2 separate regions of the Homo sapiens genome follow, and region 1 is linked to region 2. Evidence: chromatin loops called from intact Hi-C (ENCODE). Cell type or tissue: IMR-90. All regions are shown on one strand. Each heading gives the region's core, and the rest is flanking DNA. Links, peaks and the distances in the headings are about the cores only. Region 1 overlaps SPEF2 (sperm flagellar 2). Region 2 overlaps SPEF2 (sperm flagellar 2).

Region 1 (16,651 bases), core at 4,909-12,908, 120 kb before region 2:
AATCCACTTCTACCTATTCAAGTGTCCCCAGATGCCTTTAGTTTTTACCTATTAATTGAGTGATTTCCTCCCAGTCACCAGAGTGTAGGATTAAAGCAAACCACATGTCATGTTTAGAATCCACTTACACTTATCTTTTTATTTTATGTGTAAAATAATGGCCTGGATAAAATGAAGAGAAAAAGCAACTCTGAAGAGGGAAGTACATAATAACAGGGCATTGTGGAGCTCGCACCATGTAGAAGAGGGTGCACTCTGTCTGACTAAAGGACTGAAGGAATTTCATGGACTGATTTGTAAAGTCGAGATTTTTTGTACCTGCTGATGGCCATGTTTCCTTCGTGCCCAAATGCTGCCAAATGGCACCTCCGTCCCTCCACAGCTGAAGTGTGGGCTTTTATACCTTGGAGCTGTAAAGCCTGCTCTAGCTGATTTGATGAGCTGACACATCAAAGCGCAAGGTTCACCCAGGCACACACACATACACCAATTTCACCTATTGGGCTTGGCAAGGAAGCTTTCGGACTTAGAGTAATGCTCTTTTTACTAATGATATATGATGTGAATTTCTGGAAATACTGGACTTTTTTAAAAAGTAACATTGTATTAATACTAAAGTCAGTTGACTATGCTACAGGGAAAAGTAATAATTTCCCAATAAGTAGTATATGTTGAAAAGTAAAAGAAATCTGCTTATGAGAGGCAACTTAGTTCAGTGAGAAGGGGCAAGAACTTTGGATCTGCAGAGTTCTGAATGATATATGACCATAGGCAAAAAATCTGCTAAACTCCTCTGTGAGTCAGTATCTAGACCTTTAAAGTGGAGATGATAATCCTATGTGATCTGTCTGAATTACTTGTGCTATCAATCGACAGAACTCATTGAAGAATATCTGGAAGTAGGAAAAGGCTGAATAAAAAAAGCCTGTGCAGATGCTGTAGGTCCATGCTGATAAAATGTGAAAGAGATAAAATTGTTGTGTGCAGAAAACATTTACACATACATATGAACAAACCGACTAATTAATTAAGCAAACATTTTCTAACAGCTTATTTGATTCTGCTTATGGTCTACAAGCACTGAGGGAAAAGGCCAACATAAAAGGGAAATCTTCTACTGCCTGGTCTCCCCTCACAGAAACACAAACTCATAATCTCAATATAAAATCTAAACTAGAAGTATGCACAAAGTCTTTCTGTAAGCTGCCAGGTGGAGTAATACTCAAATATACAAACTTGTCAGCAAGGGTCGGGGAGGACAGGAGAGAGGAATTACCAGGAATGAGGACCACCACACTGCTCAAGCATTATTCACAGTGGGTCCTGCTTGTTTAATTAGGGTCTATGTTGTATGAAACAAATATTTAATAAACTAGAACAAAGCAAGGGCATGTTTTAGTGCCACATGATCCCATAGAGCTGATTTTACTTGTTGGCAAGTGATTTCTGTCCTGGTTAATCTTAACCTTTTTTTGTGCTCTTTTCATGATAATTATTTTTCCTACCTTTAGGTGCCATATCTAAGAACTGATCTCGAAGACTGTCAAGCTGTTCAATGGTCAGGGTACCATCTTCTTCCTTTTCTACAGGTGGAGGACGTATTGATGGGGGAGGATCTGGGAAGACTTTTATATTGCCATTAATGAAGAAGTCTTCTTGGCTTAAATAAAGTTCATTCTGAATTTTTGTAGATGTTTCAATGTGATAGCGAGCTACGTCAGTTAATTTTTCTGTACTGAAAGTGGTAAAATGGATAGCGTTAACCCCATGAAAGATACTATTAGATTAATAAAGTTTGCTTATAAGACATATACACAAAAGTAAACAGATTATATAGCTCTTAGACAACTCCATCTGCATGCTTATAAATTTCAATTTGTCCCCAAATCTATTTTGTAAAAAGGCAGGGTATAAATAAATGCAGATTAAATAGAAAATGCATGCTTATTAAACAGCTACTAGTTACACATTTTACACAAAACTGAACTTAAAGAGAACCTATTAAATATAGTTTTTATTAGTATTAGAATATATTTTACTATGTAAGCAAGACTATATCAAGGGTTATATTTCATACTAAGTATGAACCAGAATAAGGTTATATGGCATAATACTCTGTAAAACATGACTATTAGAATTACATTTATTTGGAATTAGGATGAATTATAAAGTGAATCAAGTTCAATAATGTATTTCTAGAAGAGTGGCTTTTCTCTATTTCTGTCAAAGAAGTTTGATGTTATCTAAAACAAAGATGTCAGAATAGCCTCTGTTGTATATAATCCATTGAAATTGCTTTGCTATCTTCATGAAGAATAACAATTCCTAGCTAGATAACATGGTAAAGCAGCAACAGCTGGGAACCACTATGATGCGGTAGAAAGAGTGCTGGAATCTGAGTTCTCATCCTAGGACACTCTCTAGCCAGAGATCCTGGGCTCTCTGAATTTCCTTGTCTTTGCAATGGAATCAACAACGCAACACTCCCTATCTTATGGTTATTAATGTGAACTCATATACGGCAAAGATTTAAACTGTACTGGGGGTATAGTTAATGACCTTTTAAAAATTATTTTAAAGGCTAGAGAAGTTTTATACATGAATAAGTGCATTATCGCTGTATTGAAGAAAGGATCTTGTTTATATATTACAATGAAAGTGAGCAACACAGAAAAATGCATATTTGATCTCATTTTATATAATTCATAGGCACCAAATATACCACATACTGAACATATAACTGAAAATTTAAAAAGTAGCATTAGTTGCTGTCTTTCAAAAGATACTCTAGAATTCAACTCCAGAATGTTGTCTTTGTAAGTGTCCATGTAATACGTGTTAGCCAATTAGTTTATGCTTTTAGGGTGGTTGCGTGCTCGGGGACAGAGGAGGTCACTGGATAGCTGCTGAGTTTACGTGAGTGAGGAGGGACTCCAAATGTGGATTGAGACCCAACCATAGCCCGGCACGATACTCTGTAAAACATGACTAGTAGAATAATACCTTTACTGGGCATCAGGATACTAAAACAGATGCGCGCCACCTAGTGGAAGGTTACTAAGAGTAATCTTAACAACGGAAGGAAAAAAGTGCCAGGAAAATAAGAACAGGATTTGAAGGTCAAAGGGATCTGCCAGCTATTTATTTATTTATTTATTTATTTATTTATTTATTTATTTATTTATTTGTATCACATTTCTAGGTTTTAACTTCTTGTGGCCACAGTTCATGACAGCATCTGTAGATTCACAGGGCAGACATATACAATATAAATCTGAGAAATATGAATACATCTGCTAAAATATGCATTTACACTGGATGGCCACATGGATGGGAGCCATGAGTCCCAAAAATGAAGAAGATAGACTTTCATTTCAAAATAGCAGGCAGAGAACAGAAATGAATATTATTACTGTGTGATGCTGATGAGTAACTGACTTGGTTATCCAGTAGCAAAATGATTTTAAGCATTACTGCAGTAAGCTTACTTATGCTTGTGTTTGTATTTTTTATTCTGTTTAATGTTTCTTTGTTTGTTTTACTATGGAGCAATAGTTCTAAACAACTAGGCTGAAGACTTTACAAAAGAACTTCACTATGAGACAAGGACCAGAGAAAACGAACCATAACAGCTGCTTTTTACATGAAAATTGTTGCTTCTAAGAATAATTGCCTTTTGAATACTGTTTGTGTAGCAACTTCTAAGTTTTCAGTAAATGTTTATTGTAAACTGTAGTGCATCTTGGAATCTAGATCTAGGGTAAACTTCTGAAATAGCCTGGCTGGAGTGTTTCCTTGTATAGATGAAGCCAATGAGGCCCAGAGCAATCAAGCATGCTACTAATTTGTGGACAAGATGGGGCTCCTGGTCTGGACAATCATGACTCACTCTGCTGACCTGCCTCTTTGTACCTTTTAAGGTTGAACTAACAGGATGAGAGTCATTGCCCCTCAGTAGCAACAAAGGTCTGGGAAGTCTTTGGAACTCAACAGAAAAGTAGAACTTGGGGTTGGTCTTACAAGAGAATCAGTCTAGCTGGTAAAACATTCCAGTGAATGACTTTTTAATCTCCCCTTAATTGGCTCTGACTGATAATAAATCTACCATTGGAAAAGTATCAAGGATTATTTTACTTCTAAAAACTATTTTTAAATTACCTATAATCTTACCTTGTAAAATAAGGTTCTCATTGATTAGTATGACAGCTAAACTCATAAATATTGTGCAAAGTTTAATATAGCAATAGAACCCTTTGATGCATGATTTACTGTTAGAAAAGAGTTAATACAAACATGATAGTAAAGCTCATATTATCTGTTTATACACGTGATTTCCTAAAAGGCCAAAATTTATATTTGTAACTAACTTAAATTTGTAAATACCTTAAAAATCTTCATCAATTTTGGTACTTAGAATACACAAAGCATATTTTCAGAAAGTCATGTAGTACTTTACCTGGCCATTTCATTCAAATACCTCTCACCAAGCCATTTTTCCATGAGTTTATATACATCAACCACCTTTGTTACTAAATCTTCAAGAAGAGCCAATGCTTTTGTCTTTATCAGTTCAAGTCGAAATTGCGTGGCTATTTCTATTTGCAAAGAGAAATAAGAATGTTTTAACATATTGCAGTGCATGCATTTACTAATGAACAGATTCACTTTGAAACCACTGGTGCTTCAATTTGTGAAGCTTTAGGTGCACGTTTAATATACCAGAATAGATAAGATGATATCCATCTCACTGAAAAGCAAAATGTAATATGTGGTAGAGTCATTTGAGAAATTATCTGAACCAAAACTATAATTGAGCTTTTTATCTATTGCACTTTGTAGCAATCTACTCTTTGATAAATGAAATGTGAAAACACGCATAGGTAATTTCTGAATTTTGAAAAGGGAGTGGGGACCGTGCTTATCTCCTTACTTTAGAACCTGGGGTGGCATTGCCATTGTATTTCTCAGCACCACTAAAATCAGGGCAAACTCCATGTGCCCCTGGGCCTATTACCGATCCTGGCACATAATCTGGTTGGTGGATTTTATCTCCAAAATTTTTCCAGTTTCTCTTTTTGGCTTTTTTCATCATCATCGCATAGTTTGGGTGCTGATTATCTCTCACTTAAACTGTTGCAATAGCCTCAATCCTACTTTTTCTAACTCTCTTCCCCCACCTCAAATCCAAATCCACCTCCACACTATCCAGAGTAATTTGTCTTACCTGCAGATGTGATCATAATCACTTTACTGCTCATAATTTTCCCTAGCTCCCAGTTGCCACCAGGGAAGAATTGAACATTCTTGGCAGTGCCTAGATAACCCTCCATGGTGTGGCCTCCCCATCTCCCAAGTCGCTCCTTCCCAGAACATGCCTCATGGTCCTAAGCTACTCACAAGCTGATATGCCTCTTACCCCTCTCTCTGCCATGGCACGTAATACTCCTCTTCATTCTCACGCCAATTTTTCCCCTGGAAAAACTTATCCATAGTCTTCCAATTCCGCTCAAGAATTAGTTCCGTTGGTAAGTCAGGAACTCCCCTCATGTCCCCTTTGCCCAATATGCCCACCACCAATATCACATTTTTTTTTGAGACAGGATCTCACTATGTTGCCCAGGCTGGATTCAAACACAATCGATCCTTCACCTCAATCTCTTCAGTAGCTGTGACTACAGGCCCAGCTGTCAACAGGTCAACATGCAACAGTGATTGCATTTCTCTTCCTTGAGACTGAGTTTTATTTTTTGTTTATGTTTGTACATATAAATGTGTGTCTCCAGCAACTATCACAGGACTTGGCACAGAGTGGAAAGTCAATAATCATTTGTTATATGCATAAATGAATTTTGCTACACTAAGGATCATGTATGGAATGAACTGAAAGATGAAGTATACTGAAAACCACTGAAATCAGATGCAGGGCAGGCAATATGGGAGATGCATCTGTCCTGGACTTGCCTGATGCCACAGTCTCCCTGTGTTCAACTGACTTCAGATTTTATTGTTGGGGTTTTAGAAGTGGGTGGTAGTAAGATGGGAAGGACAGGGGAGAGAAAATGAGAGAAACAAGGGATGGAAATCATACTTAGTAGTTAATAGTCACTGAGTAGTTAAAGGTGTCTCGGCATACCCCATGCCACATTTTTGTGGTTTTGTCATCTTGTATATTGACCGTGTTTTTTTCCCTTAGGATATGTTTGCTCAGTTTCCTGATCTTTTCAGATTTCATTTAGAATTGCATTACAAGACAATTCAGAGAGCCATAAGGAGAATATGTTTTGTGGAGTCATAGCTCCTATAGAGAAGAACACCTCTGAACATAATAGATATATGACTGGCTCTCCTATGGCCTTTGTTCCCAAGGACTCATTTTCAGGGCCTGTTAGCCTTTAGTTAAAATTTATTTTCCTAATTAGGTACCTAAATTATTCTTACTGTAATATAAAACCACTTACTTTAGGTAGTCCCTATCTAAACCTGTAAAATCATACGAACTTTCAACATTTTCTTTTGTTTCTGTTTTATGAGATTTTAATTACTGCTATTGCTTTTTCTAACCCATTACCAAATTCTTTTTGGTTCTTTTTGAGATCGTGTCATCAGTTAAGACTGATTAGGTGATGCCAAAACATCTGACTCATGCAACACTCAAATCTAGTCCTCACGTGGTCAAACGAAAACAGTCAACTGAATATTGTGCTTTTCAACCTCTTTGCTGTATGTTCTCATAGACATGGTCTGAGGCAATTGATGAGCCAGTTGTGGGCTGTTTGGCTACTGGTCTCCTTTCTACTGAAAAGCATCATCTTAGTCGTTTCAATCGCTACCTTCAAATTGCAAGGCAGCAAGGTGTTCTTCTTTTATTTTGACCCTCAGTTCATTTTTCCTTTTGATTTCAGCAATTTCCTCTGTTGTTACTATGACAGGAGTTGCTTCTGCCATAGGTGGTGATTTACCTGAAAGGGCAATGAAACATGCTGAGTAAACTAACAAAATACAAAGGTGTGCACATAGTACTTGGACAGAATGAGCACAAAGCAAAGTTTGTTAAGCTATAAACCTCTAGTGATTCGGAAACAATGAAACCTTGGTCCTCCCAGCATCTGTGATGAAATATTGAATTTTTCCTTGAGAATTCTCTGTATGGTTCCTGGGCTGGACTCATATAAAAACGCCCCATTTGTGTAGTATAATTAAAAAATAAGGTATGTAGCAAGTGCAAAAATGGTTACAGTTTCCAAACATAGTGAAATCCAGAGTTTAGGGACAGAAATTAGCAAATCCCCACATAGTGCTGACCCCATTAGACACCTGCAGAATTACCACTCCATAAGGGATAACTTCTATTAGCAAAGTGTTTCCTAGATCTTCACCAAAAAAGAAGATACGAGAATAACCTCAAGAAGATGTGGGTGAAATGCGGGTGATTGTCAAGAATCTGTAATCTCTTTAAATATGATTATTATTTTTTGAGACAGTCTTGCTCTGTCACCCAGGCTGGAGTGCAGTTGCATGCTCATGGTTCAATGCAGCCTCGACCTCCCAAGCTCAGGCAATCTTTCCACCTCAGCCTCCCTAGTAGCTGGGACTACAGATGTGTGCCACCACACCCAGCTATTTTATTGTATTTTTTTGTAAAGACAGAGTTTTGTCATGTTGCTTAGGCTGGTCTCGAACTCCTGGGCTCAAGCAGTCCACCTGTCTTGGCCTCCCAAAGTGCAGGGTTACAGGTGTGAGGCACTGCTCCTGGCTAATTTAATTATATTTTAATTAGAACTTAACTATAAGTACATCAGTGATTATATAAGAGAATTACAAAATATAAATTTGTCAGTACTTATCAAAGGATTTACCCATGGGCTATGGCAATATGATTCTAGTTGCAGGGCCCATTTACATAGCTCTATTTTCAGTTCAACTAATCTTTCTTGAGGGTCTGACTTCGAAGGGTTCAAATCTTATAGAGAAGATACTGTAAACAAAGAAATCGTAATATGTTGCAATAATAGATGTATATGTAAGTTACAGATGAAGGAGAGATTAATCTCTCTGGATTTCTGTTTTATCATCTGTAAAATTAAGGGATCAGACCCCAACAGTGATTCCATTAAAGTCAACAGAAGCACTTCCCTTATTCCTGCCACTTGAGATGGACTAAAGTGGTGCGTTCTTTATTGAGGTAATACTCTTCCCTTTCCTTCAAGTGCCACTGACCCACTCCTTCCTCCATCCTCAGTGCTTTCCTTTAACTCCCATTCCTGGCTGCTTGAATGTTCTCTATCTAAGAAGCATCTTCTACGCCCTCAGATGGAGAAGGGAGACCTTGTTCTTAAGGTACTTGTACCTCCCCTATCAAAGCACAATGGTCACATGTCTCTCTCTACTGCAAGACTATAGCTGGATTAGGGCAGGAATTGTGGTTGTGATTTTTGGTTTTGTTTTTAATTTACTATTGTGTTCTTGGCATCCATCTAGAGCATTTCACATAGCAGGTGTATAATAAACATATCACAGACAATCTATGAGTGGAGTGAGTTCTGCTCATTTGCTTCCCAGGATTCCACTTCAGAGGGGGAGGGTAATGTTGATGCCAAAGCTATTCATTCCTAAGGTTAATTAGGGATCTCTTTCAAGACGTATTTTCTGAACTCTTTGTTTTCCCTCATGCTACTGAGCCAGGGATTTAGGCAGGAGGCCTCCAAGAGAAAAGGACTTGCCCCTGAAACATACACATAGCTTCTAAAAACATAGCTTTTAAACTTCTCTTTGTTACTGCAGTGTTAGCCTTTCTGCACAGACTTTTCAGATGACATAGTACCATCCTGGAAGTTCTTTTAACATTTCAAAACTGTCTTTGAGGTTTATTTTACCCTGAGTACATCTGGCTATTTGGTTAAACAAGTTAGGTGGGCTTGGTATGCAATATGATTTGCCACTAACACCACAAATCATAGAAGCCCGGGTCTCTAGTTTAAACCTAATGAGTAGTATTTTAGTGGCTTAGAGGCTAATAATGTGTCCAGTTAAATGCTCGTTTTCTACGAAGGAGAGGTTTAGGCATCCAGGGTTCTGAGTGCTAAAACCATAAATACCTTTGGGTTTTTTGTCTTCCTGTTTTTTCTTGGGTGGCTCCTTTTTGACTTTTTTATTTGCACCCATCTGAGGAGATTTTTCTTTGGGGTCTGCTGGCTGGTTTTCTTTTTCTTCTTCCATAAGCCTCTGATGAATTTCAGCAGCCACCTGGTTGCGTAACAGCAATATTTCAGTTAATGTCTCATTTACAAAATATGGCAACCATTTGGATGTAGTCATTACTAAATTCTGTTGAAACCTTAATCCACTGTAAACAATTGTGCCCACGTACTCGAACTTTACAAAACACACCCCACCATGTTTTACTTAAGTGGAAACCTGGCCCTGTCCCAAGATGCGGCTTCCCTTCCACCATCTATGTGGAGGCTGCTCGCTTTCTCAAGCCCCACCTGCAAATCATCCTTACGTTTCCTCACTGCCACCTCCAGAGTGTCACAACTCCATGGTTATGCAAAAATTCCTTTCTTTTAAATCTCAGACACACATTTATACTTCTCAGTTCCTTTAATCTCTTGACTTCCAATCCAGGGTATTTCTCTGTATCAATGTTTCTTAACCTTTTTTGATAACTGATCCCCTACAGAGTTTTTTTTTTATTTTTTTATTTGCATTCATAAAATTTTAATACTGCAGAAGCATATTTGTTTATGTTCTGGGTGTATATTTGTGGTTTCTTCATACATATATTCATCACCCTCGGCAACAGCCAATTTTTGGGACAGCATGCCCTGTGTTAATTGGGTCATGGACAGTTGAATCCTGGGCTCCTATTCTACTTGAGCACTAAATATCACCCCCAAAAGACTGAGTATTTGTGAGGTTGACCCATTCCACAAGCTAACCCCAAGGTTCTTAGCTTCCCTGCTGGGCTGACTTTCAGCTTCTCTCCATTCCACCAAGTGCCTCCTTTCATTCTCACAAGTGTCCTGGCTTGAGATTAGTTGTTCTGTCACCTCATTCTAAGTGCTGAATGGAGAAGCTCTGTCCTTTCCCACCCACGGGGTCAGGAACTGCAGGTATCCCTCCACCTCTCCTCTGTGGCTGGCTCTGCACTTCAGGCAGCAGAAAAACCTTGTCCCATGACAACACAGACGAACCTGGAGGACATTATGCTAAGCAAAATAAGCCAGGCACAGAAAGGCAAATACTGCATGATCTCACTTATTTGTAGAATCTTAAAAAGTCAAAGCATAGAAGTAGAGTGTACAAGAGTGGTTACCAGGGGCTGGGGTGGGTGAGTATGTGGGACAGGGAAAGGGGAGATGTTGGTCAAAGGGTACTAAGTTTCAGTTAGATAAGAGGAATAAGCTCTGATGACATCTTGCCCAGCACCGTGACTATAGTTAATAATAATGTATTGTATATTTCAAAATTGCTAAAAGAGTAAATTTTCAATGTTCTAACCACAAAAATAATAAGTGAGGTAACAGATATGGTAATTAGCTTGATTCAGTCATCCCACAATGTATACAGACATCAAAACTTCACAGTGTACTTTATAAATATATGCAATTATTATTTGTAAATTAAGATTATATATATGTACACGTTTGTCTTCAGGCTTGTGTCACTGGGGTTGTACTTGCAGTTAGAAATACTGGACATTTTGCAATAAGTTCAACTGCCCCTGGGGAGGCGAAGGTTGTTTATGAGTGTCACCCCAAGAAATGAGAACCCAGGAAAGAATCCCAAAGGTAGAAACAACACACACACACACACACACACGCACATGCACACACACACACACACACACACACACACACACATTATGGAGGCAGTAGCAACACAGGGTTTAAAACTCTAAAATCTCAATAAAGCAATTGGTGAAAAATGGGGGTTATTGAGGGCTTATTTAATTATTTATAATTTCTGGGGAGAATGGGGTGAGGGGATGAGAAGACAAAGATTAATGAAGGTGAATAGAAAAATGAATAAGGCATAATCTCTACCCTCAAAGACTATTACAGTTTTGTGGGTGAGATAGACCAGCCAGTTCCCGCCTTCTCCAAAATTCTGCCACACTGCATACCCCATGGCAGCATGTAACTCTTCCCAAGTGTTCTATGAGTGATAAATCTTGCCCCATTGTCCAAAGGGGCCTCGTGCTTCCCAGAGCTAAACCAGTCCTACTTCTTTGTATTCTTCACAGCTTTGAGTGTCTGTGCTGTGCTCAAAGGGGATGCCCAGTAGGTGCTTAATAGTCAATGGACTTTCTTTCAAAAGAATCATATTCCACAGAATGCACCCTCAACTTCTTCAATATCAATAGAATCTTGGAGGAATACAGAAAGGTTTCAGAGAGCAAGCAGATTTCTTTGTGGTTTTTTTTGTCTTTTTCTTTCTTTCTCCCTTTGCTTTTTCTTTTCTTTCTTTTTTTTATCAGATGCCCTTTTGATAAAAATGAATACCAGATACTGTACTTGCAAGTTCTTAGTAAAGCTGAAAGCCGACTTGCTAAAATTCTTCCCCTAAATTGCAAGCAATTCAATTTTTAATCGGTTCCTGCAAAGCACTGTAAGTTAGCAATTTTCTTCAAAATTGGATTTTTCTCCCTTGTAAACAACTTTGTGATGATGATAATTATCATAATTACCTGCATAATTATGCATCATAATTGTCTGAATTTTTCTGGTCCACTTCCCTCAAAGACCTCTGGGTTGCTATCAAAAATTAATGTAATTCCCAATTCATTCAGCAATCTAGCTTATAAAGCTGGAGAGAACTTTAGACATAATGCCTTGACATTGTGGGTGTTAAAAATATGACTTGTTTCTTTGAAATCACTGCATACCCACTAATTAGAAGAAAGTTTTGCCAAAAATTAACATGGTCTACTAAATGGATAGCTCCTGGTAAAACTGCTGTGTAGAAAAAAGCCTGTGTTAAAGTGCTCTCATTTTTAGTTGCACTAATCTCAGCTGGTGCTATTTGCCCCACAACAATTTAGTGAATCACACCTGTTTCATTAGAAATTCAAAGTTGCCTTAAGATTGTGTGATATCAAAGTCAAGCAGTATTCAAATATGATTGTTAGTAATATTATTACTAAGCAGTCCATTTTCCTATGCTTTCTATAAGATTTTTTAAAGTCCACAAGGAAAAGGGTACAATGTTTAATGCATTTCTTAACGTAGAGATAAGTTAAAATATATAGTTTCTAAAACACTTTACATACATTATTTCATTGGATTTTTTCAGCCATTCAATAAAGTAAAGATAGACTATCTCCAATATTATAGATATAGCCTAAAGAATTAGAGAGGTTAAGTGATTTTCCTAAAATCATATCAGCTTAATCAAGAGGCATAGCTATATGATCCTCCCTTTCTAAGAACATACTATTTTTCAGTGTCATTTTCTCAGGTAATTTTAATGGGATTCATAAGACTTGTAGATTATGTCTATGTTGCTCATTTAACAATAAGAATAACTCATTTTTTTCTAGAGCTTCTACGTCTGGTTTCCCACTTTCTGGTGCTTGGTACTTGTTGTGGTCTCTGCTATGATCATCATTGTCACTAACGTCATCACTAATATTGACATCAGCATCATCAGCATAGCAGCAGCACCTCAAGACTATATTGAGGGCTTATTATTATATTATGTTTGATGTGGGCATTATGCTAGGTCCAAGGTATACAAAAAGTTTTAGAATCTAGTTAAGTATTCAGACTAACAACTAACAAAATACAGATTACAAAACAACAACAACAATAACAACAACCACCTAGATACTAAGAGCCAAATGAGTAGGAAAGACAATAACTGCTATGAGACTAGAAAGAGCACACAATTACAGATGGCTAGGACTTCAGGAAAGAGACAGTTAACTGGTCAGGAATCAAGATAGAAACTAACACTGAAGACCTAAAGAAGGTCAAGGGTGTGAGATTCTATGATGGCAAGTGGAGATCATCACACTAACCCCTTCTTCTCTTAGGTCAATAATGAAAAATCATTTTAGTATCCTTATACACATCATATCCCATTTATAAAAAATCTAATACTTATTTTCCTTTATCTAGTTCATTTTGCCCATTTAAATTTAATGTAGTTGTAGATATATTTGGGCTATAAATCTACTATCTTCTCTGTACTTTCTATTTGTATTGCTTGTCCTGAATATTTTTTCTGCCCTCTTTTCTTTGCTTCTTTTGGATTGGATATTTTAAATTTCATCTTCCCCCCATGTTAGCTTGGAAATAGCACACACTAAATCACTTAGTAGCTACCCTAGAAATAACACCATGAATTATTGACCAAATAATAGACTTTGAGGAGCCACTAATTCACGGTGTAATTCCTAGGGCAATTGCTAAGAGACTAGTAACAGAATACATGATGACCAAACTTACAGAGGGGAAAAAAAGCAGAAAAGACACAGAGAAGATGAAAATGAAAGGATGAAAAGATATGACATATAAACAATTTCTAAAAGTATAATTTACAAAACAAAAGCACTATATATACAGAAGATTATTTCATAATAAGAAAAGGTTCATTCCACCAGAAAGATTTCACAATTTAAAATCTATATTTTCCCAATTTCATTGTCTCAAATATATATAAAGCAAATTGACCAAAGTACAGATGATCTTATTATAACTCTCTTCATAATTCAAAGGAGAAAACAAATGAGAAACATAAGATTTAAACAATGATATTTAATAAATATTTAAAATACATAGTAAAATAATATATCAAAATATTTGTATATAAACAATGAAGTGCAATATGTACACTAAACACTTAAATGAATATATTTCAAGTACACATGTAACACTTCAAAAATTGACCATAAGGCAACTTCAAAAACTTTTATGAGAATATGTTCCATGAATAAAATGTAATCAAGCCAGAAAACAACATATTATTTTGAAAATTAAAAATATATTTCTAAAATGCTTTGAATTCGATGATAAAAGTAACATATTAGAAACTTTGAGATGAAGCTAAAGTAAGCCACAGAGGAAACTTTAGAGTAGCAAATGTGTATGTTAGAAAAAAAAGATTGGATACTAATAAACTATGATCTATCTCAAATCCCTAGGGAAAGAATGGCAAAGTAAACCCAAAGAAAATAGCACGAGGAAAATATGATATTAAGAAAAGAAAAAAAGACACATAGTAAAATAAATGAATGAAGTTAAAAGTCAGTCATTGGAAAGCCTGGTATAACTGATAAACATCTGGCTAAGCTGATTTAAAAAAAAGAGGAAAAGCACAAATAATAAACATCAGAAGTGACAAAGTGGACGTCACATAGACACTGCAAGTATTAACACAAATGTAGGCCATTTTAAATAACTTCATACCCATAAATTTAAACATTTAGAAATGGAAAAATTCTTAGCAAAATAATATCTACCAAAAACAACTCAAGTTTTTTCTAAGAAGAAACAAACCCAGAAACATTGCATAATCTATTAAAGATAATGAATTCTTGGGTGGGAGGAGGGCAACAGAAACTCCTGCTACAAACTTCCTATAAAACTTTAGTTCTAGATGGCCTCTTAGTGAATGCTACCAAACATTTCAAGAAGAAATAATCCCAACTTCCACAAAATTTTCCAAAGTATAGAGAGGAAATATATCCAGACTTGATTTATTAAGCTAGTATTATCTGGATGCTCCAAGCCATCAAAGATAGCATGAGAAAGGAAAATTACAGAACTCACTCACTTTCATTATCTCATTCAAAGACTAAAATTCTAAACAAAGTATTAACAAAACAAACCCAGTAATATTTAAGAAAGATGACGTCTCATTAAAATGTTGGACTTACTCCAGGAATGTGATGTAAGTTTAACATTAGAAAATTGGTCAATGTGATTTTTCATATTAACAGAAAATGCAGAAAAAATTATATAATACAGGCAGAAAAAGCATTTGAGAATACAATTCATGAAAAAACCTCTAGAGTAAACAGGATATGAAAAGGAATGCTCATAATCTGATAAATACTTCCTTAAAAATCAGCAGCCAACATTTTTGTGAATCTTGACAAGCTGATTTGAAAATTAATATGGAAAGGCAAAAAGTTATGAAAATCCAAAATGTTCTTGGCAGATGACAAGATGGGAAGATTTGCTCATTCAGGTAACAAATAAATGGTATATTGGTGTGGTGTTGGTATAAGCACAGACAAATGGAGCAATGCAACAGACTTACACATAAGTGGTCATCTAATGTATGACAAAGATGATAGTGCGGTGAAACGGTGAAAGGGTTTAGCACTACCTAAGAAAGCTGAGGTATTAAGTATAGTATTGTCTACTAGCTTTGAAGATAGCACACATTGCTAGATGTATACCCAACAGTTATCTATGCACATGGGTACCAGGAGACATGTACAAGCATTCATAGCAGCAGTATCCATACCGACACCAAATTGGAAACCCAAAGGTATTATCAAAAGCAGGCTGGTTAAATAAATTGTGATACATTCATATAATGCAACACAATACAGCAACAAAAAATGAACAACATAAGATGAATCTCACAAAGAAAGTTGAGCAAAATAAGACACAAAAAAGACAAAAGATATGAGTCCATTTATCTAAAGCTCAAAAGCAAGGAAAACTACACATCAGTGTTTAGAGCTATAGACTTGGGTAATAAAACTCTTAAGAACATCAAGGAAATGATTCCTAAAAAGGCAGTATGTTGGTCCCCTTTAGAGAATTCGAAGTGGGTTAGAAATGGGAAGGAGCAAAGAATGACTAGGTAGGTGCAGCCCTTATTCTATTTCTCTCCAGGTAGTGGTGCCATGAGTATTTACTTTAGGTGGGTTCATTAAGTCATGCAATTATAATTCATGCATTTTCCTTATGTATGTGAAAATCCATACTAAAATGTTTTTCGAAAGAAGCAGAAACAATGAGAGGAGTTATCATTGCTTGTGAGAGGGAGAAAAGAAATAAGCGGGGAGAACAAAAGAAAGAGAGGGAGGAAGAAAGGAAACACAGGCTGCTTGTATGAGAAGGTCAGAGAAAAAGAAGCCTGAAGGCAGAGAGGCCAAGAAGGGACTTGGAAAGTGCCCAGTTGGAAATTTTGTTTGCTGTGAGATCTGTGCTGCAAGGTCCTCTTCTACCACTTTCACAAAATCTTTTGGAAAGTTGATGCTGCTTTCTGTTTGAATGCGATATTTCATGGAAACTCGAAGAAGGCTTGGCATGTTGTGAAAAGAGAAGACATCTTGGTAGACCCAGGACCTGGCAGATGAGGGAATAGCAATTGATCACCTGAGTTAAATTCTGTGTGTATCTTCCCCATGGTGTGGCACTTCTGCTTGGATTAAAGTTATGTGTATGCCTCCCCTTTCCCTTTGATTTGGGTAGAAATGATATAAGCTTTGAAGTCATATAGACCTAGGTTCAAATTTCATTTGGATATTTACCTGCTAGGAGAACTTGGGCAAGTTTCTTAGCCTTTCTGAACCTTAATTCTCCATCGTAAATTGGATAATAATAATACTTACCCCATAGGTAACTTAGGAAAAATGCCTAGCAGAGGGGTTGCCAAATAGAGCCCTTATAGGCCAGACTGTGATTTG
Region 2 (16,651 bases), core at 4,505-12,504:
GCTCCCTGCTACACCACTGAGAAGCTGTGTGACTTTGAGCCTTCTAGTCTTCAATTTCCTGATGTGTTAAATGTAAATAAGGATGGCATCCACTTATGGTCGTTGAAAGAATTATATTATACATGCTTGTAACAAACATAGTACAATGCTTGACTCAAAGTAAAGCTCAAAAAACATCAAATATTATTGTAATGAATTTTCAATAATTATAGTAGGTAGCACAGAAATTTGAAATCAGGAACTGTCTTAATATAGAATAGTTTTGCAATTGTCTCAAAGGAAGAGATTAGCAGATTTAATCTAAAAACAAAACAAAAACGCTCAAAAAATTGAGAGTGAAAGAAAAACACAAAGTTCTCCTCCCTCGTTTTCTCTCTCTCCTCCTTCCTTCCTCTCTCCCTCTCCCTCTTCCTCTCCCTCTCTCTCCCTCCCTCTTTCTCTCTCTCTCTCTCTCCTCCTTCCTTCCTCTCTCTCTCTCCCTCTCCCTCTCTCTCCCTCCCTCTCTCTCTCTCTCTCTCTTCTTTCCCTTCCTTTCCCCCGAGATGGAGTCTTGCTGTCATCCAGAGCTGGAGTGCAATGGAGTTATCTCGGCTCACTACAACCTCAGCCTCCTGGGTTCAAGCAATTCTCCTGCCTCAGCCTCCCAAGTAGCTGGGACTACAGGTGCACACCATCACACCTGGCTAATTTTTGTATTTTTAGTAGAGACAGGGTTTCACCATGTTGGCCTTGAACTCTTGTCCTCGTGATCCACCTGCCTTGGCCTCCCAAAGTGGTGGGATTACAGGTGTGAGCCACCATGGTCAGCCTTTCCTTTCTTCCTTCCTTCCTTCTTTCCTTCCTTCCTTCCTTCTTTCCTTCCTTCCTTCCCTCGTCTCTCTTTTCCCTTTCTTTTCTTTTTCCTTCCTTCCTTCCTTCTTTCCTCTTTTTTTTTTTTTTCTTTATTTCATGAGCAAGAGCAAACGTGGTACTGCCCTTATGGACTTTACATGCCAGTGGGATAGGCAAACAGTCAAAAAGCCACACAAATACATGTATAATTACACACTATGACAAGTGTCATTAGGGCAAGACCATGGGGTATGAGGCCTGACCTAGACAAGAAGGGGCATATGCATGGAGCTTTGAAAACAAGTATTAATTGGGTGAAGGCACTTGGGAAGAGGGGCAAAGTAGAAGAAATGACTTGTTCAAGGATCTGAGAGCAAACCAATGTGGCCAGAACCCAGGCAATGAAAATGAAGGGGGGCAATGAAGCCTCAGAGGGGATTATATGGAAGACCAACAAAGGCTGGAGCAGCCTCCCCAAAGTTTCCTGTGCCACTGAGGGTAGCATGTTGGCTGCAGTAGCTGAGGTCTCAATAGTACTGGGCTTGCACCTGATGACTGTAGTGTTTCCAAGATGGCTTGGCCCTTATAACCTGGGGCATTGTACATTCTCTGTGTGCAGAGGTAGGATGAAAGAGTAAAACTTAGGGTTGATTTAAGGAAAATAAATAATGTTATATTCTTACACTCTCCAGTTTTTGGTCACCAATTCATAACCACTAAAAATGGATAAAGGAAACCACTGCAGTAGTAGTACTGCAGTAGAAACCAGGGGTGGTAGTGTAGACATGGAGGAAAATGGACACGATGAAGAGAAATTTAATACATGAAAATGATAACACTCAGTGGATATTTTGGGTATGGAAGAATAAGGGTGAAGCAGCTTTCAGGTGGGCCCTGAAGTTTCAGGCTTATACAATTTGATAAATAATGATGCCATTTGTTGAGCTATGGAACATTGAAAAAGACTAGTTTCATAGCAAAGGTCATACATTTGGCTTGGAACATGTTGAATTTGAAGTGTCTCTGAGACATATGACCACAGATGTCAAGGAATACTAAAACTATGGCCCTTCATCTTGGAGGACAGAGGCATAACTGCATGGGTCATCTGTCTATTGCAGTAAATACTTCACCATGGTTGTGGATGAAATTGTCTGAGAAATAACATAGAAAAGAATATAAGGAAGTCAAAGATGAAGCTTTGAGCAATCTGTTAATAAATGTTTTGATATAAGGGAACAATGGGCCTGTAAAGACAATGACCCTGCTCCTGAGAAGGAGCAGCCAAAGAAGTAGAAACAAAATCAGTATTTTCCACAGCAATACTTAATAGAAAGTAGCCATGGAATAGCAAATAAATACTATTAAAATAAGTAATACAAATATTATTAATACTTTGTGAGCATAGTTAAGAAACCTTAAAGACCTTAATAGATTTAAAAGTACTTTTAGAATGTGCCATCTCCTCCCACTCTCAAATAACAATAAAAATGACAAGAACAATAAAAACTAAGAACAAAGCTGGAAGCATCGCACTACCTGATTTCAAACTACACTACACTACACAGGGCTAGAGTAATCAAAACACAAAAACAGACACATAGACCAATGGACCAGAATAGAGAACCCAGAAATAAGACCACACACCTCCAGTCATCAGATCTTCAACAAACCTGACAAACACAAGCAATGGGGAAAGGATTTCCTATTTGATAGATGGTGCTGGGATAACTGGCTACCTATATGCAGAAGATAGAAACTGGACCCCTCCCTTACACCATATACAATAATTAACTCAAGATGGATTAAAGACTTAAATGTAAAACCCAAAGCTATAAAAACCCTGGAAGACAACCTAAGTAATGCCATTCAGGACATAAGCACGGGCAAAGATTTCATGATGAAGATGCCAAAAGCAATTGCAACAAAAGCAAAAATTGACAAATGGGATCTAATTAAACTAAAGAGCTTCTGCACAGCAAAAGAAACTGTTGACAGAGTATACCAACAACCTACAGAATGGGAGAAAATTTTTACAAACTATGCATCTGACAAAGGTCTAATATCCAACATCTATAAGAAACTCAGACAAATTTACAAGAGAAAAAACAAACAACCCCATTAAAAAGTGGGCAAATGACATGAACAGACACTTTTCAAAAGAAGACATACAAATGGCTAACAAACGTGAAAAAAAAGCTTAACATCACTGACCATTAGATACATGCAAATCAAAACCATAATGAGATACCATCTCATACCAGTCAGAATGACTATTACCAAAAAGTCAAAAAACAACAGATGCTGGTGAGGTTGTAGAGAAAAAGGAACACTTTTACACTGTAGGTGGAAGAGTAAATTAGTTCAACCATTGTGGAGGACAGTGTGGCAATTCCTCAAAGATCTACAGGCAGAAATACCACTCAACCCAGCAATTCCATTACTGGGTTTATACCCAAAGGAATATAAATCATTCTATTTTAAAGACCCATGAATGCCTACATTCATTGCAGCACTATTCACAATAGCAAAGACATGGAATCAACCTAAATGCCAATCAATGATAGACTGGATAAAGAAAATGTGGTATATATACACCATGGAATAATATGCAGCCATAAAAAGCAATGAGATCATGTCCTTTGCAGAGACATGGATTGAGCTGGAGGCTATTATCCTCAGCAAACTAATGCAGGAATAGAAAACCAAATACTGCATGTTCTCACTTATAAGTGGAAGCTAAATTATGAGAACACATGGACACACGGAGGGGAACAACACATACTGGGACCTTTCAGAGGGTGGAGGGTGGGAGGAGAGAGAGGATCAGGCAAAATAACTAATGGGCACTAGGCTTAATACCTGGGTGATGAAATAATCTGTACAACAAACCCCCATGACACACATTTACCTATGTAACAAACCTGCACTTATACCCCTGAACTTAAAAGTTAAACAAATATATATATATTTTTTGTTAACAAATATATATATATATTTATCTTGGTATATATATTTTTTGGTATATATGTGTGTGTGTATATATATATACACACACTTTGGTATATGTGTATATATGTGTGTATAATATATATATATATATATATATATATATATATATATATATATATAATATATACCAAAAAAAAAACCTCCTTTCTTCACATAAAAGAAGTAGAATGATAATGCTGTAGGGAATAAAATGGATTTTGTTTAGTTAGTGAATGATACTGGAAAGAAGAGGTGACTGTTAATTTGGCAAACTGAATTCAACATTTATTGATTGATTTATTCAGCTCCTACTTATGTACCAGCTACTGTTGGTGGAGGAGTTGATAAACTCAACATGTATGGATGAAAGCCATAAAATCCAACCATCTCTAAGGGAGAGATGCCAAGGAACTAGATAGCTCCGCTGTTGGAAAAGGTAATCATGTGAGAGGAAGAAATATAATTTTTTCAGATGCTTCAGAACCTCACAATTTAGGTCTCTCAGGCTTTAGCAGGCCCAACTGTTCCGGTCCTCTGAAGTTAGTTCAACCCCAGTTCAAGAAAGAATAGATGATCCTTATCACTGTGAGACCAGTCCAGCTAAACATACTTTGCTATTTAGCTGAGCTTGTGAAATAAACATATTTTTCAAATAGGCACTTAGAAAGATAAACACATCATTTCTAATGTAAGTAAATGCCACTCAGTCTAGTCAAGTCTATTGTTGCCAAAGAAGAGAGATGAAACAATCATCCAGATAACTCAGCTCTTGAAGCCAAAGAAGACATTGAGGTCAGCATTCATTCAGCTCAAATTCATGGGGTATGGTTCTCTCTCCCCATTCCATACCCACCGTTTAGGCTATGCCTGTTCCACAAAGGCAAAAGCAACACTCTCCTCCCTGCAAAATATGCTACTTTCCAAATGATATTTCTAAAAATTGCATAATTTTGGCAAAAGTTACATTACACTTTCATGGGGTATCACAGTGGAAGCTATGAAGCTAGTAAATAAAACACTGCCCTCCTGTTTTCTATAAGGTTTCTCTTCTGCCCAGTCTGGTTTTGTGAATATCTTATGATAGTAAAGACAGGCTATCTAAAATGCCACTCACAGGAGTTCTCTTCAATCAAATGTGGACAAACGGATTAAATAAATCTGAAACATCCCCAATAGGAAGTAGACAAGAAGTAATCCATATACTCCATTAATAAAATCAATCTATTTTTTTTTACTAGAACTCACATATACATAAAGTTTGGGACAAAAATAATCTATTAAATAATTAAAAGATTGGATATTTTGATTTTCAGAGTTGTAAAAGGGCCGAGACACAATGATACCATAGTAGCAAAGAGCACAGCTAGCAGCCCAGATGTGAGTTTCTGTATACCATTCTCAACTACAGTGCACCACAGTACCCTAGATAAAGCATTTATTCTCATTCTGAGGAAGGAATAGCATAATATGGGCCTGAGGAATCTCTTTTTTTTTTTTTCAGAAGGCAAGGAATTGTTGATTAAAGACTAATGGTGTCTAGTTGAAAGGAAGCAGCTTAAAAGTTCTCTCACTGCCTGAGGATATTTACCTAGAATAACCAATACCAATGCCTACTCTAGTAAACTTAGTGAACTTTTAAAGAAAAAAAAAGTATCTAAAAAAAAAGTAATGACTCAAGGAACTGAAAGTTAGACTATCACCATTCTTTTTGGCAGCACACTTCATACTTGAAGAAAACAGAGTGACATATTTAAGATATTCAAGGAAACAAAGTGTGAACTAACCATTTTATATACAGCCAAACTTACAATCAAGTATAAAAGGCACACACTGTTATAAGAACTCAGGGAATATGGTTTCCATGAGCCCTTCATGAGAAACCTATTGGAGAAAGAGCTTCAGACAATCAAAATGACTAGAGAGACATGGACATAAGGGTTGGTGGTGAGCATTAAGTACTTAGCTACTTGTAGAACCAAGATTAAAAGAAGACAGTATAGTACTATGTAGCAGCTACATGCCCTGTTGATGGAGTTATACAAAAATAAAAATGGGCAGATAACAGGTTGATCATACAAAAGAAAATCTTATTAGATGATTGGCAACAAAATATAGCTTTGTTTACCACGACTTGGTAGAAAGAAACAAAAGTAACCTTAGAAAGATTTCTAAGGAAGATGGTATTTACCGCTTCTCGATCAAGAGCATCCTGGAAATCTTTAAGTCGTCTTTCCTCATGTTGTTTTTCTCTGAAAATTCTGTTTTGCCATAAAACTTCCTTTTCATGCCGAACATGCATGAGCTGCACGGCAATCCTGCGCTCCTGCTGGGACTGCCGCATCAGCCGGTTAATCAGCTGTTCCTCCCGATAAGCCTCCTGAAAACACCAGGGGAATTATTTGTTAAAGTGACGTCCAAATTTCCCGCTGAGCTACGAAGCCTATACAGAAACAATATACAAAAGGCATAATGTTCATCTAAATCAGTTTCTGTCATTTGACTTAATTTGAACATGGCAAAAAAAATCATGTTATGAAATGAGGATTTCCAACAAAAGTTGGTGTTTAGAAACATTATGGCTTTGCAACTCACAATTACTTTAAACAAATTATTACTTCATTCAAAACATTATTAGAAATAAATTAGGTGATTTTTTTTCAAGGTTTTAAAAACAAGCAAATAGCTAATGGATACTAGGCTTAATATCTGGGTGATGAAATAATCTGTACCACAAACTCCTGTAACACGAGTTTACCTATATAACAAACCTGCACATGTACCCCGAACTTAAAATAAAAGTTAAAAAAAAAATAAGTGCTATAACTCTAAACTTAAAAGCATGTTTTCAGAAGGTTGGGATTATGCTGTACGCATTTTAACATAACTACTAGTTATAAAACAAATCAGGCATTGTCAGCTGAAGACTGCAGATCTGATTAGTTCCCCGTGAGGATATCACAATACCAACGTGAGGAAAAGCTATTAATACAAACTGACAGAATGTGAAGCCTGGAGAAGAGGCTGGGGGAAATGACCTACTGCTTATCTTATCTGAGTGATCATAATCTGAAAGAAAAACTAGATAGATGTATTCTTGGCTGTTTGAGGAGAATAGAAAGGTGACCAGTAAATGAACAGTGGAAAAAAAACATTAAACTGGGAATCAGAGGACCTGGTCATCATAATAGGCTGGGTGGCCTTGGGCAATTAACTCAGTTTCTCGGGCCTATTTCTCATTAGGTAAAATTATGGGTTTAGGTGGAAGATAATATCCAAGTCCCCATCAAGCTCTCTCACTCTTTCGAAACAGAGACATCATGTGGAAAGAGGAGGTATCTATAGTACTCAATGGGGAAGACATAGAAAAATATCTAGAGACCAGAACTTACTCTGGTCTACAACCACTATTTAATTTTCCAAAGATGCCCAAGCAGCTCTATAGAGGAATAGGGCACTGCAGGAAAGACCTGACAGCTAAGTATTCAAGGGTCTTCTAGTTAAGAAGTGAGGGAAGGGCCTGGCGTTCAAATGCCAGTTCCAAAGAAATGGCATAGAAAAGATTCTTAGAAGGCAGAGGTAACTGACTTGGGGCAAACCTTAATTGGCCAAGACACTAGCCATATGACCACAAAACCAGGTGGGAGCCAAACTGTGTTCCCAGTTTGAATACACTTAAATGCCTATGAAGTACTTTAACAAGCCCAAAACTAAACTCACTAACTCCCCTTCAGACCTGGTCCTCTCCCCATATTTCCCCATCTCAGTTGATGATCCTACAATAATCCACTCTGTGATCTAAGACATTAGGGCCATCCTAAGTTCACTCCTCTCTCATCACTCCTAATACTCAATTGTTCAAGAAGTAGTCTAGTAAACCTCCTAGGTATGTTTTTAAACCACCCCCCCGATTCCATTCCATACCCAGTGACACCACCCCTATCTTGAACAACATCAGCCCCTCCCTACCAATCCTTTTCTTACCATCCCTACTCTCAAAACCTATCCCCTAAAAAGTCAAATTGATTTTTATAACTTTAAATCTCATCATTTAGTTCACATAATTCCACGTATTTATCAATCAGTAGGCAAGATATCAACTTGAGCACAGGTCTCTGGCTGTCTCTTCACCAGCCAAACTAAAACAGGAATACCTAAATTCCAGGGAGAAACTGGAACAACTTGAAAGCTAGGGAAGATATTTTGAGGCATTTCTGATGGATTAAGTGCAAATGGCACCAGAAGAAAACATTCAGGGCTGATGTGGGATTTATGTCATGCTTGTGAAAAGCAGCAAGTAATTGAAGGAAGTAGAATTCCTAGCCCTGACATATACCATTTTTCCTCTGGAGGAGAGGAGAATGGATGGAAAAACCAGCCATTGTACACATAAGAATTTCCCATTCCACCACTGTGGACCAGGATCTCTTGTGTCAGTTGCACAGGAGCCTGGGCTCACTACATTCCATAGGAAGGAGGTGGTAGGAATGGAGGGAATGCAGCATATGCTTCAGGCCTGGTTCTAGGAATAGCAGCTCACCCACACACAGAAAAGCAGCAGCACAAGATGAGGTTCCTGTGATGGAAATATATAGAGCCCTGGCTCTTTTTTAGGCCCCTTAGGTTGCTGGATTTCCAAACTGGTAAATATACCTCCAACTCTAGTTTTGAAAAGTCAGTGTTAATAGCATCCTAGTGGAAAGTGAGGAAATCTAGAAAGAATTCATTTATTCCATTTTCCAGGCAAACGCCAGACCTAGATTACAAGCAGAAAATTAGTGAGAAAAAACCTTGCAGCCAACACACAAGTACTTTGGAACATACATAGAAATGTGTTCAAAATTTCATTGCTAGGTAATGAAACTTGAAATGGGTAGGTATTTTAAAACTAACTTTTCAACTATCTAGTTTTCATAATTTGAAATTCTTCTAATTAAAAGGGAGATAACCAAACTGATTGAATAAAGATAAAATTTGAAGAAATCAGAATATGAAGAAATAACTTTCTAGCACAAAGAGATGTGCAGAGCTATTTTTCTGAACTTTCACTAAGAAAGAAGTGGAATCCATGAATAAATTTCACTTCTTCATATTTATATGAAGGCTTTATTTCCTTTCAGCGAACAAGCAGACCAGACGTGGGTAGGTGAATAAAAGCATCTTCAAATGGTCTTTGTAGACATGCAGATTTGTCCTATTTACATTCCCAACTGAAATCACTGCCCACCCCAAGTTTGTTCCTCTTACCATCTTCCATATCTCAGCAAATTACACCTCCAGCCATCCAGGTGCACAACCTAGAAATCCAATTTTTCATCCCACTTTTTCACTTTCCCTTGTTTAATGAATCAATAAGTCTTATTGATTTTACCTCCAAAATAGCTCTTAAAGCTACTTCTCTCAATCCCTATTGCCACTACACTACATTTAAACTGGGATAATCTCTTACCTGAATTACAGCAACAACAGACTTGGATTGCCCTTCTGTAATCTATTCTCCAAACTAAAGCCAGAGTGATCTTTCCACAGGCAAGTCTGACCTGGTCACTCTTATTCTGCTTTGCATTCAAACAGGAAATCACAAAATCTCCTATTTCTTTCTGTGTATCTTACAAGGCTCATCATAATTTGGCCTCTGGTGACTCCTGCCAGATGGCATGACTTTCAGTTAGCTAAAAACACTGAGCTTTCCATGTGATATTCCCTTGTCTGGAAACACTCACCTTCCACCACCTTTCCTGGAAACTGCCCCTAACCCTGACCCCACCACGACCATCCCACCTTCAATTAGCTAACTCCTGACTCTTTATCCATGCTTCTGCTATTGTCCTCCAGACACTGTCTCCTGAAGCAAGCCAGGTGGACTTCTCTAAGTGTCATTCACCCTAATCCCTCTTTCACCTTCACAGAACTTTCACACTCCAATGTACTTGCTGTTTGTAGATGCTCCTATAAACAGAAAGCTCTGGGAGACAGGTGTCTTGTTATTCTTGCTCTCTGTCATATCTCTGGGCCTATCACAAGTACTCAAAGCATAGAAGTTCAATAAATATGTGTTCAATGTAAGAAATGATCAGTGATTCTCAAGCTGCAGTGGCGTCAGGATCACCTAGACAGCCTGTTAGCACGGATCACTGGGCCCCACCCCCAGAGTTTCAGGTCTGGTCTGGGGTGGGGCCCAATAATCTGTATTCCTAAAAGTCCCAAGCAATGCTGGTGCTGTTCGTCCAGGAACCATGCTTAAAGAACCACTGGAATAGACTGGCGAACAAAAGGAGAGGATGAACAACTTTTCCACATTGTTTTCATTAAACCATTCCCTTTTTCCTCTAAAAGTAACAATAGAGTACACATGGCAGATACAGATTTTAGGTTCCTTTTAATGTATTTTTTATTAAGGTAAAATATACATAACATAAAATTTACCATTTTTAAAGTATACATTTGTCTTAATTACATTCACAATGTTGTACAACTATCACCAGATTTTAGATTCTTTAGTAAATAGCTACTTTTCTTCCTAGTATATTTGCTATTATGATGAGGATGTGAAAGTGACATTTGATGCAGAGTAGCAGACAATACATATATAAACTACATATTATGTGTATAGAAGACTACATTTTGTAGAATTCCCAGCACTATTACTTAACCTTCATCTAAATATCTTACCTCTTGTGCTTCGTGGGCTATTAACTGGTCCATTAACAATTTCCGCCGTCTTTTCTCCCTTTGCTCTCGTGCAAAAGCATCTTCTTCAAGGCGCTTCTGGATTTTTTTAATGTACTCGTCATCTGAGTAAGTATTTAACAAATCGGTGGTTGTCTGGCCTGCTGTATCTAAAGAAGTCTTGGATGCACTAAGAATAATAGTTTTTATTTTAGATTTTTAAATAATAATGTGATCCCATGCCACTATCTGTGACTATGGAGAAAGACCTCAGGAGAAGGATCCCTTGAGTTCACTGTTAATTTATTAATACAAGCATTGAAGAAAATATTTGAAATCAGTGTGATACCAATAGCTTATCAACAGATCCCATTTGCTTCACCCCATTTCTAAATTCTCTGTGAGGTCCTTATCATAGCCTTCTTTCAAGGCCCATCAGCTTTTTATTCTTTCACCTTTTTTTTTTTTTTGAGATAAAGTTTTGCTCTTGTTGCCCAGGCTGGAGTGCAATGGCGCATCTTGGCTCACTGCAACCTCCGCCTCCTGGGTTCAAGTGATTCTCCTGCCTCAGCCTCCTGAGTAGCTGGGATTACAGGCATGTGCCACCACGCCAGGCTAATTTTGTATTTTTAGTAGAGACAGGGTTTCACCATGTTGGGCAGGCTTGTCTCGAACTCCTGACCTCAGGTGATCTGCCCACCTTGGCCTTCCAAAGTGCTGAGGATTACAGGCATGAGCCACTGTGCCCAGCCTGTTATTTTACTTTTTTTTTTTTTTTTTTTTGAGACAGAGTCTCACTCTGTCACCCAGGCTGGAGTGCAGTGGTGCGATCTCGGCTTACTGCAACCTCCGCCTGCTGGGTTCAAGCAATTCTCCTGCCTCAGCCTCCCGAGTAGCTGGGACTACAGGCACACGCCACCACGCCCGGCTAATTTTTTGTATTTTTAGTAGAGACAGGGGTTTCACCATGCTGGTCAGGCTGGTCTCGAACTCCTGACCTCATAATCTGCCTGCCTCGGCCTCCCAAAGTGCTGGGATTACAGGCGTGAGTCACTGCGCCCGGCCTTACTTTTTATGATTTTCATTCTAACCGGAAATTCTGGATTTCTTTTCCTCTTCTTCCTGCTGGCTCTGGGCCTCTGACCTCCCCTGTTTTGAGTCAACAATAGGCAGACTATTGATAACCCAAGTGTCAGGGAAGGCACAGCTCGCAACAGCAGACCAGGCACATTAATGCCAGGTCACTAGAATACTTCTATGTACAGATGGTTCCATCTACTACACTCTTCCATCATCTATGAAAGTGCAAGTTACTCTATCAACTCTCAGATCAATTTTTGACTGCTTAGAACAGTCGCTGAACACTTATTGAAAACACAGCAGTTGAAATTTGGCTTGCTTGCCATGCCACACATGTAAGCACAGGTCTGACTGGCTTCTTGCTCATGCCCTAGAGATTCAAGTGAGAAGACTCAACTCAGAGCTCTTGTCCTATCTCATGTCCAAAACGTAAAGGATCAGGAAGAACCCAGTGGTCTTCCCAACAGAAAGTTAAGCACATTCAATTTAGTGAGTCAAATGGGGGCTTGGTACAGAATTCATAGATTCATTCCAAATTTATCATTAAAAGATACATTTTTATGTATACAAAGATCAAATAATCATCAATTCTCATCTGCATCCTCTTCAAAAAGTAAACAGAATAATACAATAGTACAAGATATACCATAATGTTACTTGCCTAGAAATAATGAATTTTTATATTATGTATAATCATTGCTTTTGTTACAAGTAATTAATATATTTGGTTTACAATATTACTTATAATCTTATTATTCAAAAAATAAGGATATATTATTAAAGTGTGTAGAGACTTGTCATCAATTCTTATATAGACACAAGTACTCTGATAAAAACATAGTTAACTCATGTTTAATTTTTATGATGTAATACCTGCATATTTATAATATAGACCATATTGTAGTATAGGTCATAATTTGGAGGTTTGCGCCTCCCAGCTGATCTCCTAGTGAATAAGAGAAGTATCCTATTTTTCTTCTGCCTGCACCTGTGCCTAGCATGCCCAGCAAATAGTTGATGTCTGCTAAATTTCAAATAATGTGCTAAAAAACACCATACATACATAAAAATCAAACTAAAGTTCCAATCATTTTATCAGCCGGGGCTCAACCTTTGATTGTATTCTGTCACTGAGAAGAGTTGAGCACAAATTATGTAGGTACCAAGCACTCAGTAAGGCCAAAGACAGAGTTTAACCCTATCTATTTATTAAGATTTAGTATTTAATTGTGTAGCGTAACACTTTTAGATCTTTCATCAAAAATCTTATTATATTTGTACTTAAGTGTGTTGTGTAAAAGCTCCTGCCCTGGATTGAGCGTGGGTTAATAGCTCTCTCAACACAATATTTATGCTGTCAATAATATACTTAACAAATTGCTTCTCCTTTATCAATTAGTCAACCCATCCATCTGTTGTCTTATTCCAATAAAGGTGAAAAAAAACTACACATTATGTACTTGAATAAATATTCATTTTACTAGATGTAGGTTTCTTGAGGGCAGTGATTATATTTTCTTTTTATCTGTTTGCTTGCCAGACCTTCATCTAATGTAATAATTGTATGTGTATAATCTATTAGTAGCAGAAACCTTGGTCAAATTTGTGTTTCTTAAGAAGTAGTTGCTGGGAAAAGCCTCTGACAAATATATTAACCCAAATACCAAATTACAGCAGCCAATAACCCCAGCTAAAGAAACAAATAGCAGACAGGATTTATTATTCATCTAAAAAATGAAAAAATGGAGGAACCTTGTTACACGGGGAAAAACCAGCCATGAGGGCTCTTGCATTGCTGGCATGAGACATTATTTCATTCTTCCACAAAAGAAAAACGATGGACTTTGAGGTGGCATCCAGAGAAACTGTTCAGGAGCAGGCTATGAAAAAGGCAGCTGCAGAAAGTGCTCCTGAGGTTCAAGTTGGGAGACTGTATTGCCTTCTGGAGTCAAGTTAGTGTGAAGTTTTTCAATGTGCCCAGAACATTCTTGATTCTAAGCTAAGATTCAGCATGAACTAAAAAAAGTAGTGATTAATGAAATGGCTTAAGAAGGGTGCTATATTGTAACCATAGCCTCTGTTTTCTTGAAAAGTTTGCTCTAGGCCAGCACTTCCCAACGTTTTTCTTTTTAAGGCCAAAAGAGAAAACGAACTTTGTGCAACACACTGGAAAGGATTTAGATTCTCAGATGAAGCTGTTCACAGCCACAGGTAACTGGCCCAGGGACTTCAGCTGCCCCAGGCCTTCTCCTCCTGCTGTAAGTGAGGGTGTCAATATCTCAGATGCCCTCTGCTGGAAATCTTTGGCAGGACCAAGTGAAGGCTTCTGTGAAGAAGGGACCTGACACTACTATTTCCCTCCCTTTTCTCTCAAAATAGAACCCCAATTTTATGCAGGGAAACAGTGTGTCCAGTTAAAGACTACGTTTCCCAGCTTCCCACTCTGTCAGGTGTGGCCATGTGACTGAATGCTCTCCAATAAGATATAAGCAGAAATGTTATATGGGACTTCTGGGAAGGCTTTTGAAAGAAGCTATTTCAGATAGGAGATATCTACTTTTTTGTCTGTCTTCCTTCCTGATATCTGGAACATGGGCCAAGTGGCCGGAGTCCCAGCAACCATCTTGTATCATGAATGTAACCTTGAGGATGAAAACCACACAACAGGACAGTGAGGCAAAAGAAAGGAGAAGCCTCAGTCCTTGATAACCCTGGAGCTACAGCATACACTATGGGCTGCTTACCTTCTGATTTCTATTACATGAGAGACAAGCAGATTTCCCTCTAATTTCATTCACTGTTGTTTTGGGGTTTCTGAAACTAACTGATAGAGACCTAGGGTCTGGTTGGGTTGGCAAAGGCAATAGGGAGCAGGTAAATGTTTGCAGCTGTAATGTACAGGGATGATCTTTAAGACATTTAATAACTGACATGGCAAGGACACTAACCAATAGACATGGATACTGGTGCAGGGCCTGGGAGACAGTGCTGTGCTTCATCTTAACTATGGTTGCTAAACTGTGTGGAAATTGAGGGGTCCCAGGAAAGGGGCAGGCCAGGGAGCTACAGAAAGTAGCATTCACCAAGTAGCAAAGTATTCAGTAGTTTAAGATGGTCTTTCTGGTGGACACCAACTGTTTATCACCACAGAGCCTATGGTTAGAGAGATGGGTGAAAGAATGAGAAGAAATTGGTATTTTCATGGGCCAAGGTCAGGGTAGGTGTGTGCTAGGGTTCAAGTGGTGGCTGCATGGATGAGGAGACTTGGATTATGTTGTTTTTACAGGTCAGGATCAACACTGATAAATGGGAGTGGGAATCAGAATAGGGCATCAGGAGTTTCTGCAGAGGGTAGGAGGAAAGGCAATGTACATGAGTATTCTCCATTTTGCTTAATTTTCTTTCTTACACCTGACTTCATCATTTCTTCCTTATGGCTCTGATTTTCCTTGTTCCTCCTCATTTGACTGTCTCTCCCTTCCGTCAGGAAATTTTAATATGAAACTGAAGTATGTAATTTTTTTCTGCTTTTCTTTAGAATTAGTACCTTCTTTAACAGAGATTTATCTCATATTTCGTAAGATGTAAATGCATAGAGTTTGGATCATTTCCATTTAAAAATATAAAAAAACCCAAGTTGTTCCTACATATGTCATCCCTAATGAATTATTTTCTGTGAATCAATGACCTCTCATAGAAAACAAAGTGTGAAGGAGCTTTATCTTTAGGTAGATGAAGCCAGTTAATGAGGAACTTTGTTCAATGGACCCACCAAAGTGACTGTCTTAGTGACATTTGTTTAATGAACTCATTCACTCAACTTCTTACTGCTGGTCTCTATGCTAACTGCTGAGGATACAGCATGATATAAACCAAACTAGAATCTAATAAAGGATTTACTGTGACAAATTTAAATTAGTGGTACCTTGAAACAATTTTAGTGAATGTTTAAAAAATATGTGTGAACTTAGAAGAATAAACATAGCACAGAAAAATAAATCAACTTTACATTTCGTAATAGTCTCTTTCTCTCAGATATTTATAACAGTTGCTAACAATCTGAACTTTAGCTCATTTATCTTCCCTAATTACTCTCTGAATCAAGATTCTTTGGAGTGAAAAGATCCTGGAATAGCTCTTCCAGATAAACTATTTCTAAATATTCAAAAGCTATGTGTAGAACAGAATGCGGTTTTGTAATTCTTAAAATAGCTCACATCTCACCTTTCTTTTGCTTGGAGATCCTTTTTTATTAATGCTTCGAACTTCTTAATTTCATCAGCCACATCCTTTAAAGAAAATTCATCATCAGTTCTCTGCCTCTAAAAACCATTGAAAAATCTTCATTTACACATTCATTCAAGTTTATAAAGTGACAAGTACTACTAATTCAAGGTAATTAGGATATGAAAAGCTGCATTCTAAAAATTTTTTTTATAATTTTGATTTGTTGCTTTTAGACTGGGCTAACTATACCTAAAAGAATGTGAAAATTGCCTCCCCTGAATCATTCACTTCATGATTTTGACAGGGCACCAAAGGGCATTTCATTAGAATAAAGATTATCAAAGAGTCAGGACATACATTTTTGGATACAAATATTTCCTTTTCTTTTTTCTTTCTTTTTTTTTTTTTTGAGATGGAGTCTCACTCTGTCGCCCAGGCTGGAATGCAGTGGCGCGATCTCGGCTCAAGGCATCCTCCACCTCCCGGGTTCAAGTGATTCTTCTGCCTCAGCCTTCTGAGTAGCTGGGATCACAGGCATGCGCCACCACAACCGGCTAACTTTTGTATTTTTAATACAGACAGGGTTTCGCCAGGTTGACAAGGGTGGCCTCAAACTCCTGACCTCAGGTGATCCTCCCGCCTCGGCCTTCCAAAGTCAAATATTTCTTTAAAAATGGTTGTCCTGGGTGTTTTAAACATTCCTCATGCAACTTTATTTACACTATTAATTAGTTATCTGAAGTTTAACTTTAGGTCATCTTTGTGTTTTACAAACACTTTTTAAAAAACTTTAATCAGGCCAGATGCAGTGGCTCACACCTGTAATCCCAGCACTCTGGGAGGTCAAGGCCAGTGG

What was found. Peaks named below come from ENCODE experiments on the same cell type or tissue, not always from the same donor. Only the 100,000 strongest peaks of a DNase experiment are listed, where the experiment ranks them.
Region 1: it touches region 2 in a loop (2.7-fold over the local background); 17 of 110 quality-filtered maps call a loop at or near these places.

Annotation. Positions count from the first base shown.
Region 1 is chr5:35,764,201-35,780,851 of GRCh38, reverse strand. It overlaps SPEF2 (sperm flagellar 2), which reads right to left. Exons shown (of 37, transcript NM_024867.4): 27 at 9,096-9,243; 28 at 6,831-6,959; 29 at 4,457-4,595; 30 at 1,506-1,735. Among named protein-coding and RNA genes, the nearest start is that of IL7R, 84 kb to the left of the region's middle. In IMR-90, for the core only: no CTCF peak of the experiment used is centred there; DNase peaks (open chromatin) are centred at 6,671 and 9,361; H3K27ac peaks cover 2,041 bases.
Region 2 is chr5:35,648,567-35,665,217 of GRCh38, reverse strand. SPEF2 (sperm flagellar 2) reads right to left here. Exons shown (of 37, transcript NM_024867.4): 6 at 15,793-15,857; 7 at 10,492-10,678; 8 at 6,011-6,199. Among named protein-coding and RNA genes, the nearest start is that of SPEF2, 39 kb to the right of the region's middle. RefSeq lists a silencer at 11,517-11,811. In IMR-90, for the core only: no CTCF peak of the experiment used is centred there; a DNase peak (open chromatin) is centred at 8,307.